2 separate regions of the Homo sapiens genome follow, and region 2 is linked to region 1. A link is a contact called in ENCODE Hi-C or POLR2A ChIA-PET data. All regions are on one chromosome and are shown on one strand. Each heading gives the region's core, a stretch centred on a gene start or an enhancer-like site at or near the end of the contact. The rest is flanking DNA. Distances are from core to core; before and after follow the strand shown. Region 1 has its middle 47 kb from the start of LINC02458. Region 2 overlaps POC1B-DUSP6 (POC1B-DUSP6 readthrough).

What was found. Hi-C counts contacts between places; a loop is a spot of excess contacts on that map. ChIA-PET counts read pairs that join two places held with the same protein, here RNA polymerase II (POLR2A). Pooled maps may share reads with other maps.
Region 2: a loop to region 1 is called in a pooled map, with 2.0 times the contacts of the local background. The contact joins two enhancer-like sites. A Hi-C loop is called at or near these places in 9 of 50 pooled maps. POLR2A ChIA-PET finds 5 or more read pairs at or near these places in 2 of 52 experiments (HEK293T and WTC11).

The regions. Positions count from the first base shown.
Region 1 is chr12:89,063,293-89,070,304 of GRCh38, reverse strand. No RefSeq gene overlaps it. Among named protein-coding and RNA genes, the nearest start is that of LINC02458, 47 kb to the right of the region's middle. Within about 2 kb of position 2,709, at least 3 of the 41 ENCODE cell types and tissues checked have a DNase peak (open chromatin) inside an H3K27ac peak, as active enhancers do.
Region 2 is chr12:89,372,124-89,379,135 of GRCh38, reverse strand. All of the region lies in intron 9 of POC1B-DUSP6 (POC1B-DUSP6 readthrough), which reads left to right. Among named protein-coding and RNA genes, the nearest start is that of DUSP6, 23 kb to the right of the region's middle. Within about 2 kb of position 3,340, at least 13 of the 41 ENCODE cell types and tissues checked have a DNase peak (open chromatin) inside an H3K27ac peak, as active enhancers do.

The DNA.
Region 1 (7,012 bases), core at 1,460-3,959:
TTCTGCTGCCTAAATCCTCATGTTAGAAAAGGCGTCAGCGAAACTAATACCCATGATTGCTTTAAGTGGATTTATATGTTACTGGCAGTTGGAAATGCAGGAGAAATGGAGAAGAATAAGGGAAAGAAAAATGGTAGGGTGAGAGGAACGGTGAGGAAGAAAGAGAAGAACGATGAGAAATAAAATATATCAACCTTGCTTTGTACCAAAAGCATGCATTCTTATCTGTAAAATGTTCACCTAATACTATTTTTAGTTATACGATAGAAGCTGATAACCCTTTTTGTGGATGAAACTGATATGATATGCTTCAATATCATTATTATAGGAATGAATAATTTTGTAAAATATCTGATACAGGCTTGTTTAACCAAGCTAAGTTCAAAAAGAAAGGATGATTTAATGTAAAAGTCTATTTCTGGTAGGTATTATGCCTCTCACAATGTGGCCATCTTATAAATTACAACAATTCTCTCCAGGAGAATTATTGGAGAGAATATTTGGTAAGACTGAGTGAAATCTATGAAACCATAATGGTTATAGCTTCATAATAAACAGGAGTTGAGTTTCAGACATTCATGGGGTAGCTACTAGATTTCAACGTATGCACTAAGCCTTGAAAATACAAAGATAAAAGAGACATAGTTCTGCAGTGAGCTGGGGACTCATATCATAAATTGTGTAGAACAGAGCTAGTGGTGGAAATACCAGAAGCCTTCCTGGATAATGTGAAGAATGTAATGAGTAGAATTTTGACCTGAGCAGAAAATATTGCAGTTAAAAGAAAGGAAAGGCCTTTGAAAAACCATGAGTTGTTCAAAATTGATAGAGTTTAAATACGATGCAATGTAAGGATGATGAATGGACTTTGGGAACTTGAGGAGAAGCTTGGGAGGGAAGTGAGGGGTAAAAGCCTACATGTTGGGTACAGTGTACACTGCTTGGCTGGGTACACTAAAATCTCAGAAACCACCACTTAAAAACTAATCCATGTAACCAAAACCACCCATACCCCCAAAACTATTGAAATAAAAGAAATTTTTAAAAATGATCAATAAGTGATGAATAACAAGGATAAAGAAGTAAATAGGAATCTCTTGGTACCTTTACATCCAATGAGGACATTTAAGGATGACATTATTCTACGGAAAGGCACACATTCAAGACTATTTCAGATAAAACTCTGAAAAATTGATGATAAATTATTATCATGTCTGAGGGGGATGTTTGATGCCAGTCTAGCATATGGGACCTCTTAGTTTCTTACTTGTAAGGGTATGAGTCTTTTTCATTTAACTGATTATTCAGTAGCCACTATGTGTATAATATTTGCACATTACACAATCCAAGAGAGATATCAGAGTAGTATTTAAGTATTACATGCAGGGTACAGAAATAATATTCTGTGAATTCAAAGAAAGGAGAAAACTTTTATAGATTAAGAAAACTTCCTTCCTTCCTTTCTTCCTTCCTTCCTTCCTTGCTTCCTTCCTTCCCCCCTTCCTTCATGTTGTTCTTCCTCCCTTTTTTATATTCTGTCTCCCTTCTTCCCTCCCTTCTTTTCCTTTCATGGTTATATACTGGTCTCTGATTGCAAGGTATAAACCAAGAACTGGGAATATGGTGTTGAGCAGAAAGGCAGATATTAGATAATAACTTCTCAAAACCTAATGATAATAGTAATAAATGGTCTTCAGAAATTACTCTCCATAAAAGGCAGGGCATAAACAAAACTGAGTGAGGTAAGGCAAGATGTTCCTGGAGAATTTTTTAAACTGACACCTGAAGCACGATGAGAAGAAAGAGTGGTTTCCAGATGGCAAGGAGCAGAGGAGGACATGTGGCTAAATGATGTGAGGAAAGACAAAGACAGGAGGACTTTCAGAGGACAACACAGACGATTCATCGAGTCCCATAACCAGAGTGTTGGTTGCTACAATTTCCTTCTTAATCCATATGAAGCTTTTTCTGGCACCATGAAAATCCATCCTTTCTTCTTATCCTAATTTTCCTTTTGTTATTTCAGTAGGCTGTATGAAGCTTTTTATTTGTCTTTTCTCACTTTTCTTTACAAGGTAATTAATTTCAGTCCCTCTTATTTAGAACTTATTTTGACACAATTTAGGCTTACATGGTTAGATCACAGCATACTTGGAAAGGAACACAACTGCATTTCTTTTCACTGATTCTATTGTTTATCCTTTAATGTGGATATAGATCACACTAAATTAGTGAGGCTATACTTCAGTTCCTGAAACGACTTTGGCCTTTTTAACATGGAAATTTCCATGGCAACCAATCATCAGTGCAATTGTGACTGTGACTACAAGACTGTGCTTCCTACTGGATGCATTGAGTGAGTTGAGGCCCAAGGATTTTTGTATGACTTTGTTGCCACTGACAGCTATCCAGGCATAAAATATCTTGATGTTGATGTTTCTCTCCTTCTATATTTAACAGACAGGCCCATTAAACTTTATTCAATGCCCAGTAGCCAGTGAGCAGGAAGAGGAATATGATAGGTCTGGGGTGAATCATAAAGGCTGTTCTAAGTTGCTCAACTCTTCCCTACTTTTTGCTCAAACCCAAGCAGAAACTTTGTTGAGGAAAGTTACAAAGCCAAGATGACTGATTCAGAATTCAGAAACCTCAAGCGGGCACTCAGCACTCCTCAGGAATCCTATAAAGTTTCTTCATTTCTATGAGATGACTGTACCATATCAACTCCTTTTTCCTCAGATCTCCCACACATCCTCCTCCTACAGATGACCCAGACTCATACTTCATTGAGAAAATAGAAGTCATTGGAAATGAACTCACTCATCTTCCCACCACAAAACCTGCCATTTTAGTATATCTGCATCCAAACTCTCCTTCTTCCACAATGTGGGAAGTGTTCCTCCTCCTCCCAGAAAGGATATTTCTTCTTCACTTCTGCTCTGGGTCCCATTACTGCTTAGCTTATCAAAGGCTTTGTTCCTAAAATTATTTCTGCTTTCCCTTAAGGGTAATATCTCACTGTTATTGTACAATCATGCTGTAATGTAGTATTTCCTATCTTTTAAGTCTTTTCTTTAACATAACCATACACAGTTTCCTGCCATATTTTTTTGTTTTCCTTTATCACAAAATTCCTGGCTCTTCAAACAAACTGCCTCTCCTCCCCATCCTCTTTCCACTTTTCAACCCAGTCCAATGTGCTCCTGCATCTTCACTAACTGGAATTCTCTTTGTTAAAATCTACAATAGCCTGCAGGTTGCCAAACCCAATGGACTTCTTCCCCGCTCATCTTACCTGACTTCTCAGCAATATTTGTCAAAGTTGGGACCCTATCTGCTTGAAACATGCTTACCTCTTGGCTTCCAGGGTTATTTTCTTAATTTCCTTCTACTTATCAATGTTTTTTGTGGGGTTATTTTCTTAAATGCTGCCATTTCTCAGAGCTTGTCTTAGGTCTTTTTAAAATTGGGGGGTGGGAGCTAGGGGAGGAATAGCATTAGGAGAAATATCCAATGTAGATGACAGATTGATGGGTGCAGCAAACCACCATGGCACTTCTATACCTATGTAACAAACCTGCACGTTCTACGCATGTACCCCAGAACTTAAAGTATAATAATAGTAATAAAATCTTTTGCCTACATTTTCTCCTTTAGACATATCTCCTTTAGATACTTATATCATCCACTTTTACAGTTTTAAAATCTATGCTTCGAGTTCTGATATCTCCTCTGAGCTCCAAACTTGTATATGTAACTTATTTCTTGCATCTCGTAAAAATTATAAACATCACATACTTAAATGCTCAAAACAGAGCACTGAACTCACTGTCCTCATCTGACTTGAGAAACTTTTCATCCAGTTGATCAAGACAAAACCTAAGATCCATTCTTTTTTATGGAATTTTATAGAGATGAAATTCACATTACATAAAATTGATCATTTTATTTTGTATGTATTTCTGTATCTCTTCTCCCAGGCTGAAAGGCAGTGGCTTGATCATAGCTTATTGTAACTTCCAACTCCTCAGTTCAAAGAATCCTCTTGACTCAGCCTCCCAAGTAGCTAGGACTACAACCATGTACCACCATGCCCAGCTAATTTTTCAATATTTTAGTAGAGACAAGACTTCACTATGTTGCCCAGGCTGGTCTTGAACTCCTGGCCTCAAGTGATTTGTCCACCTTGACCTCCCATAGCATTGGAATTATATGCATGAGCCCCTGCATCCAGCCCCAAATTAATCATTTTAAAGTGAACAATCCAATGGCATTAATCCAATCACAGTATTTTTCCTCTATCTAGTTCCAAAACATTTTCATAACTCCAAAAGGAAACTCTATACTTATTAAGCAGTTAGTTCTCATCCTCCCCTCCTTCCAGACCCTGGCAACCATCAGTATATTTTCTTTCTCTATGGATTTACTTTTTCTGGATATTTTACATAAATGAAATCATGCAAATTGTGATATTTTGTCCCTGGCTTCTTTCACTTAGCATGTTTGCAGGTTCGTCCATGTTGTAACATGCATTAGTATTTCATTCTTTTTTATAGCCAAATAATATTTCATTTTATATATACTGTCAAAATTTCTTTATTCATTCATCCATTGATGGACATTTGGGCTGTTTCCACCTTTGGGATATTGTGAATGGTCTAAGATTCCTGATCTCCCTTCTCCTCATCTCATATCCTATGCATCAAAAGGTCCAGTTTATTCATGGCCAGAATATATATATTGATCCATCTCCTTCCTGCCATCTCCACTGTCACCCTTCTATTTTAGACGTTTAGCATTTCTATTTTATCTTACTAAATAATGTGTTTTCCTGATTCCTCTTTTTTTCTTGTGTGCTAATTCTTTGTCCACACAGCAGCAAGTGCAGTAACTTAAAAAAATAAAATCATTAGATATATTATTTAAAATTATTATGTATATATTTACATGAACATAAATATATATGGCTTATACATATTTACATATATATAGATAACCTTTATTGAGTATTTACTATGTCTTAGCCTCTGTTCTATGGGCTTCCCATGAAATAATTCACTTAAGTCTCAAAACAATGGAATAGGTCCTATTATTGTTCTTTGCAGATGAGGAAACAAAGGGTCACCCAGCTAATATGTAGCTGTTAAGCGAAGACGAAGACGTGAGCCTCAGGAATCTGTCTCAAGAAGCTGTCCTCTGATTGATATGCAAGATTGTCTAAATCACATCTTGCCTCTCCTTCTAAAAGCTGGTCAATGGCTCCTTATTCTACTAACAGTATGAGTCATGACCCAAAGGCACTGCATGAGTTGGCCTTGACTATTTTTCCACCCCATCTTGCCACTCTCCTTATTACTCATTCTTCTTTATTGATTTCTTCCCTCAGGCCCTTTCTTACACTAAGCTCCCCCAGGTCTATTCATACCCTCTTCCCTCAGCCTGAAACATCTATCTTCTCTCCAGCCTTTATATCTCAATCTAAATGGCAGCTCTTCTTGGTGTCTCTTTCTGCAATGGGTACATTTCCTTTGTGATTTTCTCTCTCTTGTTTAAAAAATCTCAAAGCTCTTATTTCAATCTGTAATGTGTTATTGTTATTATTATTGTTTGCCTTTTGCTCATTAAACCACCAGAATATGAGCCTCCTATTCAAAATATGTTTATATGTTTTTCCTAGTTATAATTATAGCTACTGAAATTTTCATGGTTCTTGACACAATTTGTACTACTGGAACTGGGATGGCTCCAATTCTCTGTGTTATATAGGGAGAAAAGAAAATTGAACTACTTAAATTTTTAGTTTAGTCTTTGTATAGCTTGATATTCCTTCTTTCTTCCTTCTCACTCCTTCCCTCGAGAAACGAAAAAGAACTCTCCGCAGTTCCACATGTTGCTAAATAATCATGAACTTTATTACCCTGGGTGACTAGGTATTGGTTAAATCCTTCGCTTGATCTCAGGGAAGATTAGTTAGAACTTGTCCAAATAAAAACAGTCTAGCAACATCTGGTCTTTTGTGGTGTGGTTTGAAGTGCTTACTGGTTGGTGGCTCCTTGTTTTTCCTCCACGTCTCTATTTGTTTTTTAAAAAAGTAATCATGCTTGGAGTTATTAGAGCAGACACCTGATAGAGCGGTCAGCCAATGCAGCTTTACCTCGTAATCAGCCCATCATAGAGAGGATACTAATACCATGCCACAGTGCGGCAATTCGAAGATTGCAGGAAGCACGGCAATACCCATCCTGTGATGATAACCCACATTCTGCTAACTCTATAGAAAATGAGTCCACAAATTGCCTACTTCAAATTCTCCCATGTGAGTCTGTCCCCAAAGATACACTCCTTTCTTAATTCTGAAGGAATGCCACTAGGGAGGTGAAGAGGCAGAGCTCTATATAGTGTCCTATGTGTAGCTTTCTGCTACAGATTTATCTTTCAGTTACATAGTGTCTGTCTCTTGGAATAATTAGGAAGATTAGAGGACTAAAAATCATGACAGCTGTCATTCATTTACTGCTAGGGAATATACATGTAATTATCACCATTTTTCAAAGTAGGAATTACCTTCTTTTCTTGTGTCGAATAAGGACATTGAAGCTTCCAGAAATTAGCCAAATTGTCCAGTGCCATTTAACTAGTAAGTGGAAAGCTACAATTCTAATTCATGTCCGAATCACTATAAAGCTATCATGATACCTGGATGCCAGACTGCTTTCAAGATTAAGGACCATAAATTATAAGTAATTTAAATACTCAATAAACGTATGCGTCTGTAAAAGCGAAACCTTAAGTCTGGATAACTTGTATATCATTAGCTAGTCCATTGCATCTTCAAAATGTGTTTGAGTTATTGGTTAATTATTTTAATCATGATATTAATAGTATGTATTTATTGAGGGCTTTCCCTGTCCCAGGTGCTGCACTACCTATATTATCTTTTTATCTACATAAAAACTTTGTGAGATAGATACAATTATGATTTTCATCTTTAGAAGAGAAAACAGGTTAACAA
Region 2 (7,012 bases), core at 2,091-4,590, 310 kb before region 1:
TGGGTTATATTATTTTTAGTTCACTATCTTCCAGTTCGACCTCATATCTTCTCTCTCCTCCAAACTATGAATTAGCATACCAGGCATTTCCACACCAGGATAGCATATGCTCATTCTCCTCAGGAACAATCTGGAATGCGTGAGCAGTTTAGAATTTTGGAGAAGGGGAAAAAAATGAGTAAAAGGAGTGCTACTGGAGGTGGGAGGAGTGGGTTTCATGCCCTCCTTTTGAGCTGTTGAATTGGTTTAAGTTCTCCCCAGAACAACTTTTGATATAATTTGATAGAAACTCCATCATATTTCCACTGCAGTACTTGAATTTTCTGTTTGTATTTTTGTTGTTGTTGTTGAGATGGAGTCCTGCTCGGTCACCAAGGCTGTAGTGCAGTGGCGTGATCTCAGCTCACCACAAGCTCCGCCTCCCAGGTTCACGCCATTCTCCTGCCTCAGCTTCCCAAGTAGCTGGGACTACAGGCGCCCGACACCACGCCCAGCTAATTTTTTGTATTTTTAGTAGAGACGGGGTTTCACCGTGTTAGCCAGGATGGTCTCGATCTCCTGACCTCGTGATCCGCCCACCTTGGCCTCCCAAAGTGCTGGAATTACAGGTGTGAGCCACCACACCCGGCCTCTGTAATTTTTTTAAATGAGAAAACAAAGACACAATAATAGCCAATCATGTTTAATTCCCTTTTCTAAACAGACCTCTCTAAATTTTATCCCAATATTTTATCCAAATGCATCCTAGAGTAAAACAAACAACGCTCATTAGAGAAGAAATTTAATTGTTATGCCCGTGCCGGTTCTAGTTTGCCAAATATCTAATTCTATTGTTTTAGAAAATATATGGGTTTGTTTCTCCCTTAAGCCCAGTTGTTACATTTATTTAAACTTTGTTGCATTTTATATAGTCAGTAAAAAGTTAATCATTGACTTTGATTCATGTTAGAGCAACTGGGTACGTTCATTCTCCTTTTTTCTCTTTTTCCTTTCAGCTCAAATTACCTATACTAGCACTGCAAATTTTCCTCATGCCCCTATTGCTATAAGCCACAAAGGCAGAAGGGAGCTGACATTCACAGGACACCTGTCAAATGCCAAGCGTTATAACAAGTGTCTTTGCATATATTATTTCATTTACACTTGTAGTATCTTCATTGGACTTGTGTGTAACCAAAGACCCCGAGAGGTTAAAAAAAAGTATCCAGAGTCACACAGCTAGTACTTGAAGTGTTCATATTGCAACTCTGTCTGATGTCAAAGCACATTCCTTTTATTACATTGCCAAGTAAGATAGATATCAGTTCATCCACAACTACTAAGCACTCCAGGAACAAATGCATGTTAGGAGTCCCTGAAGGCTAAAATGGTGCTATAAGAGATAGACGAAAGGGCTGGGCACGATGGCTCGCACCTGTAATCCCAGCACTTTGGGAGGCCAAGGCAGGTGTATCACGAGGTTAGGAGATTGAGACCATCCTGGCTAACATGGTGAAATCCCGTCTCTACTAAAAATACAAAAAAATTAGCCGGGCGTGGTGGCGGGCGCCTGTAGTTCCAGCTACTCAGGAGGCTGAGGCAGGAGAATGGCGTGAACCCGGGAGGCAGAGCCTGCAGTGAGCCAAGATGGCGCCACTGCACTCCAGCCTGGGCGACAGAGTGAGACTCTGTCTCAAAAAAAAAAAAAAAAAAAAAAAAAAAGAGATGGACGAAAGGAAGCAGACAGTGAGGTCTTGTATCTGACATATAGCCGCTTGGCTCTCTCTGCCCCTTCAGGAGCACCCAGAGGGTGAGTGGACTCAGAAGGTGCGTTGCTGCTGAGGTCAGTGTTGAGCAGTTCTAGCTCAGGAAGCAGGGTCACTGAAGGCTGGGGCTGGGGGACCATAAAGTAGTTCTGGAAGCATATAGACTAGACCAAACACAGCTTTCACTTACGGGAACATTGATTCATTCTTTGATACAATGAGTACTTATTGTATGTGTCTATGAGAGGCCAGGCATACAAAGATGAATAAGACATGGTTCTTCTTCCAGGGACTTCAATGTCTATTGAGGAAGAGAGATAAATTAACAAGCCATTCGAGTAAATACTATAAACTATATTTGCTACTGCACTTAGATGACCCTTCTATAGTCAACATATCATGGGAACATGTTGATTTTTGAGAACTCAGTATCCATTCCACCTTGATTTCCCTTTGAAGGATTGCCTGCTGAGTTGTTAAATCTGTTCCCTGAACCCCTTACTCACCAACAAACAGCCACCTGACCCAAGCTGGAACAATGTTCACTCCCTGGAGTGAAGAAAGAGGGTGAAAAGATGGAGAAATGATGGAAGAGCATTCATTCTGGGGCAGGGCACTGACAACACGGTTGAATGTTCTAACCCTACCCATCCCTACCCGACCCATTTCTATCAATTTCTGAAACTTCTGGTCCATCCTGAGAGCAGACAGAAATCCTCCCAATAAATCCCAACCATTTAACAATGGACAGACAACAAAGATCCCTTTGGTGAGATATGGGGTGTTGAAGACTGAAAGCAGGGAGACCAGTTAGTGTCTATTGCAGTAATCCAGGTGAGTATGGTAAGAGACTGAACTCCATGACTGGAGAGATGGTGAAGGGAAGACAGATTCCAAAATCAGAAGAGACAGAGCTAGCTGGACTTGGTGCCTACTGGATGGAGAAAGTCAGGAATATAGAAGAGCAAGATGAGTGGTTTTTCAGAAACAAAACAGGGCAGCTCAGATCCCCTCACTTCCTTTCTGTTGGTCTAGAAGTTATGTTCTCACTTGGTCTTGATTTTGGCATTTTGTTTCTTGCTAAGGCTAATTTCCTATAACTGCACCTTCCCAGCCCTGAGATGTACACGTCACTTCCTGCTAAAAGAAATTATCTGCATTATCTAGGAAACTTGGCAGGGACACCAAATCCTCTTTTCATCCTGTATCCTACAGCCCAGGATATATATTCAACTAAATTCTTGGAAATAGTCCTGAATAGCACATAGTACTCCAACATCAACAAGCACACTCTAATGATGACGGTGTGTCACAGGATGCTTACTAAGTTTGTGATCCCACTTACATGATCAACTACGTGACCACAGCCCACACAGTTCACACAGCCTCACCACACCTTCCCTATAGGGATTCTCAGTGTGCTCTGTGCTATCAGCTCTGCTATGGAGGAAAGGTGCTCAAGTACTTGTGGTCAGGTGGAAAGAATTCAATAGCACTTGAGCATGCAGAGCTGGACTTGGTGGACTGTGCTCTTTACTCAAAAGGCGCACACAGGGCACAAGCAGGCAGCAACCTCTATGAGTCAGAGCCTGCTTGGCCTACTTGTCCTTTGCACCATGTCTTTTGAACCAATAAATACAGTAACACCCATAACTACAATGTCTTATCTGCAGGAAAATAAGGCAGTAGCAAAATTGTGCAAGACACTGAACAATCATCTATAAGAACTAAGGACTTCCGGCCGGGCGCAGTGACTCACGCCTGTAATTCCAGCACTTTGGGAGGCCGAGGCGGGCGGATCACAAGGTCAAGAGATCAAGACCATCCTGGCCAACATGGTGAAACCCCGTCTCTACTAAAAATACAAAAATTAGCCAGGCGTGGTGGCACACACCTGAAGTCCCAGCTACTCGGGAGCCTGAGGCAGGAGAATTGCTTGAATCCGGGAGGCGGAGGTGGCAGTGAGCCAAGATCACGCCACTGCACTCCAGCCTGCCAATAGAGCGAGACTCCGTCTCAAAAAAAAAAAAAAACAAAACTAAGGACTTCACCCTCCCTAGAAAGCCCCTAAACTCTGGATTTGGGGAGCTCACCTTTGAGATAGAAAAAATTAATTGATAATGACTTCGGTTGGGTCTTTCTCTAGTTTCTCATACTAGGAGATACTTTGGAACACAGGTACTTAAAAATATATTTTAACAAACAAATTAGTAGTAGTGGAATATCACATTATTTCCTGGTGATCTTTTGAAAGATTAAAGAAAGGTATTGATCTAATAGCTTTTGGAATCCCCGAATTTTAAAAAACATGTGATTGAATAATCTCATTATGTAGGGTTGTGCAAGTAAACAATATGCTATGGTCAGGCTGTAAAAGAAAAGGAAATCTTTTTTTTTTTTCTTTTTTTTGAGACGGAGTCTCGCTCTGTTGCCCAGGCTGGAGTGCAATGGCATGATCTTGGCTCACGGCAACCTCTGCCTCCTGGGTTCAAACGATTCTCCTAGCTCAGCCTCCTGAGTAGCTTGGATTACAGGCACAAGCCACCATGCCTGGCTAATTTTTTGTATTTTTAGTAGAGACGGGGTTTCACCGTGTTCCCCAGACTGGTCTCAAGCTCCTGAGCTCGGGCAATCCACGCGCCTCAGCCTCCCACAGTGCTTAGGATTACAGGTGTGAGCCACCACGCCTGGGCTGGAAATCTTGATAGATAAAAGAAAGAGAAGAAACAAAAAGGTCTCACTTACAATTTATCCTCTCACTTTCTGCCAGATGATTAGATCACTGTATTTGTTAACAGCTTGATCACCTGTATTTTATTTCAAGTAAATTTTCTTCAGTTTCTTTGCCAACAAAGCATACTGGATAGAAATGCCTCAGAATCAATTTATCCTGCTTCACTAGTTTTATGCATTTTAGATTTAAGGAAACAACAGTTAGAATATTTTCAATGATGAAAAGAACTCCATTAGGCTGCCACAAATGTCAAAAGTTCCTGGCTATGCTAACACTTATGTAATTGTTCTGGAAACCCCACGCACCGGAATAGACCTACAACACCAGGCATGACTCACTGAATATTTCTAAGCACATACTCTCTCTAAAATGATCTCCAGTTGGGATTTATTTTTTCAAAGAAAAAAAGTAAAAGACAAAATATGGTACATCAAATCCCAAAGTTTTTTCTGTGATTTTTTTGGGAAAATACTGTTGCCTCACACAAGAGCATTAGAAGATGCTGCTGTTTTCATTAATAAAACAACCAGATGGGCAAGCATTAAAACAGGTTGAAACTTTGAAACTCTTCCTAAAAAAAAAAAAAAATAAGAAAAGAAAATAACATAGAGAACATGTGGGTTCTCAAATTTCCAAATGGCCTTCATTTCCTGTTGTGATTTTATTCCTAAGTTGGTTTTTTAAAACTTGTGGCTGGCAGCATATGACTAGTGTCCTAATCCCCTGAGCAATGTTAAGGAAAATTATACATGCCATAAAATGCTAATCAGCACAGGAAGGCCTGGGACCATACCACCAAGGCTCATTTGTAGCATATACTCCAACAGCTTTTACTGCATATCTTCTGTAAGTCTAAATGCTTGGGGGAAATTTACCAAAGTATATGGCATAACCTGTATCTCCAAAAGCTGATGTTGGATGCTAATTTCAATACCAAAGTAGCACATTTTTCTTTTTTTTTTTTTTTTTTTGAGACTGAGTCTCGCTCTATATAGCCCATGCTAGAGTGCAGTGGTGTGATCTCGGCTCACTACAACTTCTGCCTCCCGGGTTCAAGCAATTCTCATGCCTCAGCCTCCTGAGTAGCTGGAATTACAGGTGCCCACTACCATGCCTGGCTAATTTTTGTATTTTTAGTAAAGACGAGGTTTCACCATGTTCGCCAGGCTGGTCTCGAACTCCTGACCTCAGGTGAGTCACCTGCCTCAGCCTCCCAAAGGGCTGGGGTTACAGGCATGAGCCACTGCGCCCTGCCGTGCATTTTTCACTAGTAATATTCAGAATGGAGTTTAGGAATTCAGGCAATGGCGAGCCAAACCAGAAGTAGCAAGGCAGTTCTGCCAGGCAGTGAAACAGGACCTAGATAGCAATTTGTGTCTAGGCAGTAACAGGGGATCTCAGCACGTGGTTGTCATCAGTCTGTGTTCCACCTGCAGAAAGGAGAAGAAGGTGAACCCAGCAAGCAATAACCATAAGTGGATCAAGCAGCCTGGAGTGAGGCCCCAGGGCCAAGGAGGGGACTGAAGTTCTGGGAGGGACTGAAGTTCTAGGAAGGACTGATAAGGAAAGGCAAAATTCCAGTCTTAGAGAAACTTAGAGGCAGAATGTAGAAGAAAGAACAAAGGCCAAAGCCCAGTTATTTGAACTGGAATACAAGGTAGAGCCTGTGACAGGAATCAAGTGGAAACTTCACAGCTAGAAATAGAGCAGGAGCTCAGAACAGAACCCAGAGCCTAGCTGACCCGATACTGAGTGATATAAGCTACTTACATTTCCTCTAAGAGCAGACTTGGGCCCAGCACCTGGGGTAAGACTGAGCTGCAGGTGACTCTCTGTGGCCCCCACAGGGGGTCGAACCTAAATTCAAAGGAAGGCACCAGGCAGAATGGCCAAACACCACTCACACCAAAGTCCTCCTGGCTCCAAACCCTGTTTTTTGTTTGTTTGTTTGTTTCACAACTTTATCCCTTTTGGCAAGCTGTTCTTGTTATCTAGAATTCGCAAGCCCAAACTCCTCGGGCTACTCACTCTTCAAGATCTAGTTCAAAAAGCATCTTTTATGAGCAGCACTTCCTGGTTCCTCTGGGTTCCAGGAATGCTTTATACATGTCTCCATGATGTGTATACTACACCTTGCCTTCTCCTGCTTTAGTTCAGGTCTCTCTCCCTGCCTAGTCTTCAACCTTCTTGCCCAAAAAGCCTCAGCATCTCTTGAGCCCAGCATAGTGTCAGTATAGAATAGGACCTTGATAAATGTTTTATGATAAATAAATGAATGAAGTGACTGCGTGAACAAATGCTTAAGTGAAAATCATTTATTGAAAATTAATTTACTAAATGAAAATCCAGCAATCAATAAACAGGTTAATCAATATCATAGATTGAACATGGAATACAAAATAGCAACAGTAGCTAACATGTATCTATCACTAACTGTCCCAGGCCCTGTGCTCAGTCCTTTACATAGATTATCTTCTTTCATCTTCATAACCCAAGATATGAGTGCTATTTTAACACCCATTTTACAGATGAG